3 separate regions of the Homo sapiens genome follow, and all the other regions are linked to region 1. The links are chromatin loops, found by intact Hi-C in ENCODE. Cell type or tissue: K562. All regions are shown on one strand. Region 1 has its middle 49 kb from the start of IYD. Region 2 overlaps PPP1R14C (protein phosphatase 1 regulatory inhibitor subunit 14C). Region 3 overlaps PPP1R14C (protein phosphatase 1 regulatory inhibitor subunit 14C).

Evidence for each region. Hi-C counts contacts between places; a loop is a spot of excess contacts. Peaks named below come from ENCODE experiments on the same cell type or tissue, not always from the same donor. Only the 100,000 strongest peaks of a DNase experiment are listed, where the experiment ranks them.
Region 2: a loop joins it to region 1, with 2.4 times the contacts of the local background. A loop is called at or near these places in 21 of 110 quality-filtered maps.
Region 3: it touches region 1 in a loop (2.1-fold over the local background); 3 of 110 quality-filtered maps call a loop at or near these places.

What each region holds. Positions count from the first base shown.
Region 1 is chr6:150,319,223-150,321,722 of GRCh38, reverse strand. No RefSeq gene overlaps it. Among named protein-coding and RNA genes, the nearest start is that of IYD, 49 kb to the left of the region's middle. In K562, no CTCF peak of the experiment used is centred here; a DNase peak (open chromatin) is centred at 1,149.
Region 2 is chr6:150,150,158-150,152,657 of GRCh38, reverse strand. All of the region lies in intron 1 of PPP1R14C (protein phosphatase 1 regulatory inhibitor subunit 14C), which reads right to left. Among named protein-coding and RNA genes, the nearest start is that of PPP1R14C, 8.4 kb to the right of the region's middle. In K562, a CTCF peak has its summit at 1,340; DNase peaks (open chromatin) are centred at 1,287 and 1,777; H3K4me3 peaks cover 912 bases.
Region 3 is chr6:150,166,500-150,168,999 of GRCh38, reverse strand. All of the region lies in intron 1 of PPP1R14C (protein phosphatase 1 regulatory inhibitor subunit 14C), which reads right to left. Among named protein-coding and RNA genes, the nearest start is that of PPP1R14C, 25 kb to the right of the region's middle. RefSeq lists a silencer at 581-630. In K562, no CTCF peak of the experiment used is centred here; DNase peaks (open chromatin) are centred at 349, 959 and 1,289; H3K4me3 peaks cover 1,283 bases.

The DNA of each region.
Region 1 (2,500 bases):
TGAGCATACACTTTTATCATCAGGGCAACATTGTATTATTTGGGACATGTAGTATATAGAGAGAGATGGGTTTGAATCCTTCTTAAGGATACAAAACAGAACACAGAAAAAGAAAGACAACTATCTTAACATTTACCCAAAAAGTGATTTTTCTTTTGGCAACTCCCTGTGAGCCATAATGATTTCAAGATAAAAAGTTCAAAATTAAAAAAAAAAAAAACATTCTGTCTCAGTATGGAGAATGGATGGGAGGGCTTTTGCAACAGTCGAGGCAAGAAATGGCTTGTAACAGAAGTTTTACAGTGGGAGATGGATTTAAAATGCATTTCAACAATAGAACAGGACCTCCTGACAGATTAGATGTTGATGAGGAGGGGGAGGAGGAGGAATCAAGGCTAACTCAGAAGGTGATAGTTTATCAATGGTGGTGATATATCTTTTTTTTCCCTGAAAAAAAAATCCTTGGGAAAAAAGTTCCAATTGGCTGTCACTTCAAAATAACAAACCTGAATAAATATCTTGGAAAAAATGTATCATTAGTAACACTTGAAACCAAAAAAAAAAAAAAGAAAAGAAAAGAAAAAGTAGTTTCAGTCCAGGAATTGAACTGAAGTTAGAAAAATCTGCGTTCTTTTTGTTTTTTGTTTTTGTTTTTTAGCATCAAAATGTGAGATGAGAAGATCTGGGTTCTAATCAAGGTTTTACTACAAATCGTGTGACCCCTTTAGACTCACTTAATTCCCATAGCGCCTCAGTTTCCTCATCTGCAAAAAATGAACTAAATTGAAGAGCTCTGAAATTTTGTAAAACATGTGCTGTTAATTCTGAAGTTGGTTGGCTCCTTTTTACATCCTTACTGACTTTAGTCACGGTAAGTAGCACAATGGCTTGCATTTTCTCCAGATACTAATTCTCAGAACATAAGTTGTTTTTAATTTTGTATCTATGCCATCTTTGCACTCCAGGAAGAGCCCCCCCGTGTGGTTCCCAGTCCTAGAAAATCAGCACCTTTGCAAGGTATCCCAACGAGTGCACGGGCAGTGATAAAATACACCGCGGCTCCAGAGTGCATTTTATCTTGCGTAGGCCTTCCAAGCTCCACATGCTCCGTGCCAGGATTAGCTGAGAGGACACGGGGAAGCCACTGCTGACCAGGCTGAAACTATATCTGGGCTTGGGCTCAGTTGAAGGATACAGTGAGTTCCTTTTAGTGTGTGGCCTGGCCCACTGCCTGGACACACAGCTACATTCAGCCTCGTCTGCTGCTGTAACTAAACCATGTACCTCACTTCCTCAACTATAGGCAGGGTCATTTAGATTGAAGGCTGTATTTTGAGTCTGATTTGATTGACACACTAAATTTATTAAACAGTAGATTTTGTCTATCCATGTCACTATCTCTTATGAAGTGCAAGGAAGGCTCTGTTTTAAGAAGGCATGGCCTCCAGAAAGACACTAGCAAGGACCTCACATGCATAGAAAGGTCTTGAAGAAATCGAAACTCCATCCAAGTTCAAAATAGGCCCACCCCTTCTCCCCCTTTACTCAACAGACATTTGGTGATGTCCTTGCTGGACCTACTGTGTGACGAGCATGTGCCAGGTGGACAGGGAGCAGTGGCCACTTGCAGGGGTCTTGCTAATGCCACTTGTCCTAGAGAGAGACACCCAGAAACTCAGTCCTGGGAACCCTTTCCTCAATGAGCACAGCAAATCACTTTTCAGGTCATATGGAATCAGCTTTTGCAGGCGGTGGTCTCTGGATGACAATAACAGTCAAAGCACAACCAATCTGTCGAAGAGATGTTGCTCTTGCTTCTAGTGAGTAGTGTGAAAGGAAAATAAATCTCAGGACCCCAAAATCACTAAGCCCAAGGGAAAAGTCAAGCTGGAAACTGCATCAGGCAAACCTCCCTCCCATTTTATTCCTAAATAAGATAGCTACAAAGATTTTTTTTTTAAAGCTACCTACATCCCTCACCACTTGCCCACCAGGAAATTCCTTATGGGCCCCAAGATCTTTATCCTAAAACAATTCTGTTGAATTTCACCCTAACAATGTAAATTGATAGATTATCTTCACAGGTGCGGGACAAAGGACAGAACTCAAAGCCCTCCCTCTGCTCACCTGAGACAAATGCATATCTGATTGCTTTCTCTGATGCAAGCATACAGATTCAAGGAACTAGATGAAGGCATAAGTGACTTTTCCTCTAACCCCCTCTCACCTGTAAACTGTGTATTTGGTGAAAAGATGATCAAGGACTCAAAAGAATGCAATCATTTGTCTCTTATCTACCCATACCTTTAAAAAATGCCTTCCTCTTTCCCCAATGTCCACCCTTTCCCCTTTAAATATTGAAGCCTTCAGAATCATCTTTGAAGAAGGCACAGACCTGCCTCCCGGGCGCATGCTCTTAACCTTGGCAAGGTAGACTTTCTAAATTGATTGAGACCTGTCTCAGATACCTTTTGGTTCGTAGTAGAAAATCAGAATATTT
Region 2 (2,500 bases), 170 kb after region 1:
TGGGAAGGCACTGCCAAGTACCAGGCTAAGAACAGGTGCAAGCTAGACAGCTAGGGAGTGGGGGCAGGGGAGGGGGTGGAGGTGATTATGGCAGAGGGGCTCCTGCTGAGCTGCCTTAGGGACTCAGCTGATAGCTGAAACAGCAGGGCTGGGGGTGCCTAGAGACAAGTCCAGAGACTGGGGCAGGGAAACCCCTGAGCCCTGGTCACGTGCTAAGGGGCTCCTGCTTTATCCTGAAGGCTGTGCGGAACAAGATCCCACCTGGATTTTAGAAAACACACTAGCTGCAGCCCATGGAGGTGGCTCTGAAGCACCGTGGGGAGCTGGAGCAGGGACAGAGCGGGAGGCCCAACCCAGGAACCAGAGACCCTGCCACCTGCCCGCCATGTGGCCTCTGACGGAGGCCTGCAGCTCAAACTCCCTGTACTTCAGTTTCTTCACCTACCTTGCAGAGTTACTGCGAGGATTAAATTAGCACCCATGAAGGACAAGGTTTGCAATCAGCACTTCTTTTTTTTTTTTTTTTTTTTTTTTTTTTGAGACGGAGTCTCGCTCTGTCGCCCAGGCTGGAGTGCATTGGCGGGATCTCGGCTCACTGCAAGCTCCGCCTCCCGGGTTCACGCCCTTCTCCTGCCTCAGCCTCCCAAGTAGCTGGGACTACAGGCGCCCGCCACTACGCCCGGCTAATTTTTTGTATTTTTAGTAGAGACGGGGTTTCACCTTTTTAGCCGGGATGGTCTCGATCTCCTGACCTCGTGATCCGCCCGCCTCAGCCTCCCAAAGTGCTGGGATTACAGGCGTGAGCCACCGCGCCCGGCCGCAATCAGCACTTCTTAAATGGAGCTACTGGGAGCAATGGGAGCATCATAGCTAAGTGACTTTGGAATCAGTGTGAACTTGGACAAGGACAAGGGACAACTTCTCAGATCTCAGCTGCTTTCTCCAAAAAATGAAGAAATGAAGATAACACCATCTCCTTCATAAAGTTGTTGGGAGGATTGATGGTATGAGGTAAGATGCATAAATCTCCTGGCTGTCACCTGAGAGCTGGGTTAGTCCCAGCAGTAGTAGAAACAATAGCAGCAGTGGTGGAGGGTGCAGTAGCAGAAAGAGTGGTTGCCGTAATTTGAAAGAAACTGGACTACAGTGACCATTGCTATTATACAGGTGAGAAGTTACAAGGAGCTGGATTAAGGCAGTGGCAGGGACCAGTGGGGACTCATATTCCAGAGCTGTAGGAGCATCAACAAGACTTTGTGACTCCTGGGTGTGACAGCAAGGAGGAGGCAAGAGATAAGCATGCCACGTAATCTTGGGCTGGGACAACTGTGCACAGCAGCGCCTGCCGCCCACTGAGGGAAGTGAGGAAGAGGAGCAGGTTTCCTAAGGAAGATGAGAAACTCATTTTCAGACCAGTTGAATATGAGGTTTCTCTGGGGTACTAAGTGGCACTGTCCATTTCAAAGTTGTCTGAATACATCTGGCACTCAGAAAACAGATCAGGGCTAAAAATACAGAGTCACACGTTGTCCGCATATGGACAGCAATTAAAGCCACAGGAAGGGTCTTATCATCCAAAAACAGCACGCAGGAGTGAAGGAAAAAAAAACAAAACAAAACAAACAACAAAAAAAACAGAGAGCCAGGGCCCGAAGACAGAGAAATGTCATCACTGAAGAGCAGGCAAAAGAGGAAAAACCCAGAAAGGGAAGGAGAAAGACGGAGCGGCATGTGCGGTGGGGGAATACAGGGCGGAGGAGGGGAAGGTATTTGTGTGGTAGTGGGGGATGGTGGTGGTTTAAACAGAAGAGAGAGACTTCAACTTGTGTATATGCTGAAATGAATGGGCCAGAGAGGTTGAAAACTCAGCCAAGAAAGGGGTGTCGTGAATGAAGTGCCTGGAGGGTGGCTGGTCTAGCTTGCAGAGGAGGAGACTGGGAGGGCAGAGAACAGAAGAGGTGCCTTGAAAAGACAGGTGAAGGCTTGAACTAGCCCAGTGCAGGAAACAAGAGCAAGAGCATGCACTACAAAGTAAACCATGTGGCCAAAGCATGTGCCACATGGAAAATAAAATTCAGATTTGATTCTTCCCTCCATCTAGAAAGAGACTTCTTGACAGAGAGCTGTGGGCTAGGCGAGGGAGACCAGGGGCTGCCAGGTTGTTTTAGGCTGAGAGGAAAAGGACAAACAGAAGACAGCAAAAGCAAACATGTACCCACAGAGATGAGAACAGCAGGCAGAACTAGTGTAGCAGGGGCACGTTAGGAGCAAAGGAAAAGACAGTGGGTGGGACTCAGGGAAGATCACATTTGCAAAAGAATTCTGTCAACCTAAACTTCAAAGTCAATTGGCTACCATTACCACCTTTCAGTTCCTGTTTGGAGCAAGTAAGTCAATGAAGAAAGGTGTATTTTCCAACAGCACTGACATAAAGCTGTAAGGATGCAAGAATGTGATATGACTACAGTAACAAAAACACAGATTGACTTTTGCCCTCGCC
Region 3 (2,500 bases), 150 kb after region 1:
GAGGCTGAGGCAGGACAATGACTTGAGCCTGGGAGGCAGATGTTGCAGTGAGCCAAGATCGCACCACTGCACTCCAGCTTGGGCTACAGAGTGAGAATCTGTCTCAAATAATAATAATAATTTTCTATCGATATGTTAAAATGATAATATTTTTGATACATTGAGTTAAATGTTACTAAATTTTTAAATTAAATTATATAATTGTATAAGAAGAGTAATTATATAATAAAGTTGTAAATACTCAAAACATGACTTTCTGATTATTTGGTGTTATCTGCCTATTCTTACGCTCTTAAGGTTACTTCCATCTCCTGCATCTGTATGGAGGAAGTACTTGTCCCTGCTCCTCCCCAGGGACTTCACAATGGTCACCTGAAATCAACCATGGCGAGGACTTACACTAAGGAAACTGGGCTGCTGTGAATCAAGGGTTTTTTTGTTTTGTTTTGTTTTGTTTTGTTTTGTTGAGACGGGAGTCTCGCTCTTTCGCCCAGGCTGGAGTGTAGTGGCGCTATCTCGGCTCACTGCAAGCTCCGCCTCCCGGGTTCACGCCATTCTCCTGCCTCAGCCTCCCAAGTAGCTGGGACTACAGGCGCCCGCCACTACGCCCAGGTAATCTGTATTTTTAGTAGAGACGGGGTTTCACCATGTTAGCCAGGATGGTCTCGATCTCCTGAGCTCGTGATCTGCCCGCCTCGGCCTCCCAAAGTGCTGGGATTACAGGCGTGAGCCACCGCGCCCGGCCGAATCAAGGGATTTTTTTCTCCCATGAGAGCCAGTTGTTAAACTTTCACCAGCAACTCACTGCATATATGTGAACCTCAAAGACAAAAAAAAAAAAAAAAAAAAGGGACGCTGTATTGTGTTAGGGAGAAGGAGTGGGGGAGGGAAGTAAAAGGGGAAGTGAAAACGGAAAGGGAGAGAGCAAGGTGGGAGGGGAGTGGGGGAGAGGAGAGTCGGGAGGGGAGGGGCCGCAGAAAGGGTGGGAGGAAAGCAAGGGGGAGAGGAAGAGGGGAGGAGAGAAGGAGAGAAAGAGGGGAGGAGAGAAGGGGAGAACGGAGACATGGAGAGAAAGGGGGAGTTCTTTTATGTGTTTAGTATCCCAAGGAAAACAAGGGTTCTATATATGTAAATTATTTCAGATAACTAGTATTCAACTCTTTTTCTTCAAATCTCTCTAAGGGATTCCTCGTGTGCCTGCCTTTGGGGTCTGAATGGCTCAGGTCACTCCTGTGGCCAGGCGTCCTGCCACACTGCCTCTCGGGACACGCTCCAGGCTGCAACAGGCTCAGAGCTCTCTGCCTTATACAGTATATAAGACAGCTCTGGTCTTCCGAGCTTTTTATAGATGCTCTGTCTCCTCCCTTACTGTCAGGCTGTCAGCTGTCACTTCTAGATGTTCTCCCAGAACGTATACCTAGCAGCCTAGTTTGTTGCTTCTAAATCTAGTGAACTAAAAAAGCAGAAAACCAAACTTGTTAGAAATGTGGCTAAAGTAAGAGCACAGAAGCTCTACATGGAAGCCCAAGGACCTCTGTAATAAATCAAGAACATACCCCAGCATACCCCAAAATATCGTATCTCTTTAGGGTCTCAAAGCTACTCTTTCTGCTTTTTGTTTTTTTCCCCCCCGAGACGGAGTCTTGCTCTGTCACCCAGGCTGGAGTGCAGTGGTGCGATCTCGGCTCACCTCAACCTCTGCCTCCTGGGTTCAAGCAATTCTCCTGCCTCAGCCTCCTGAGTAGCTGGGATTACAGGTGTGTGCCACCATGCCCAGCTAATTTTTTTGTATTTTTAGTAGAGATGGGGTTTGCCATGTTGGCCAGGCTGGTCTCAAACTCCTGACCTCAAGTGATCCGCCCGCCTCGGCCTCCCAAAGTGCTGGGATTACAGGCGTGAGCCACCGCGCCCGGCCTAATGTTTGTATTTTTAGTAGAGATGAGGTTTCACCATGTTGGCCAGGCTGTTTTTGAACTTCTAACCTCAAGGGATTCACCCGCCTTGGCCTCCCAAAGTGCTAGGATTACAGACGTGAGCCACCGCGCCTGGCCTCTTTCTGCTTTCCTTTAGGTTCCTTCACTCGGTTCCAAATGACTGGAGTTACAAAATTCCTGACTTCAAGGTTGGTGAGGTTTCACTAAATATATAAAATATTCACCTGAGACAAGCTGAAAATGAAATTGGACATGATATTAACTAAATAAGAACGAGAATCACAGTCCCATCACGGAAGTAACATTCACAAGCACCAGCCACCCTGTTCCCTTAGCAATCTGCTTCCTCCTCCTGAGGCAGGCCTGCTAGGAGGCTGCCTCTCCCAGTGGCCTCAAAAGGCTTCAGAGCAGCTCAAACTGCAGCCACCAGACATGGGCAGTGGTGGACAATAAGTGCTGGCGGAGGCAGCCCCATTTTCCAACAGCTACCGCCTGGAGCTGGCCCCAGTTTGGGGATCTGCTTGTCCCCTGCCCCTCTTTGTTCATATCCCCAGAGGAAAGGAGGA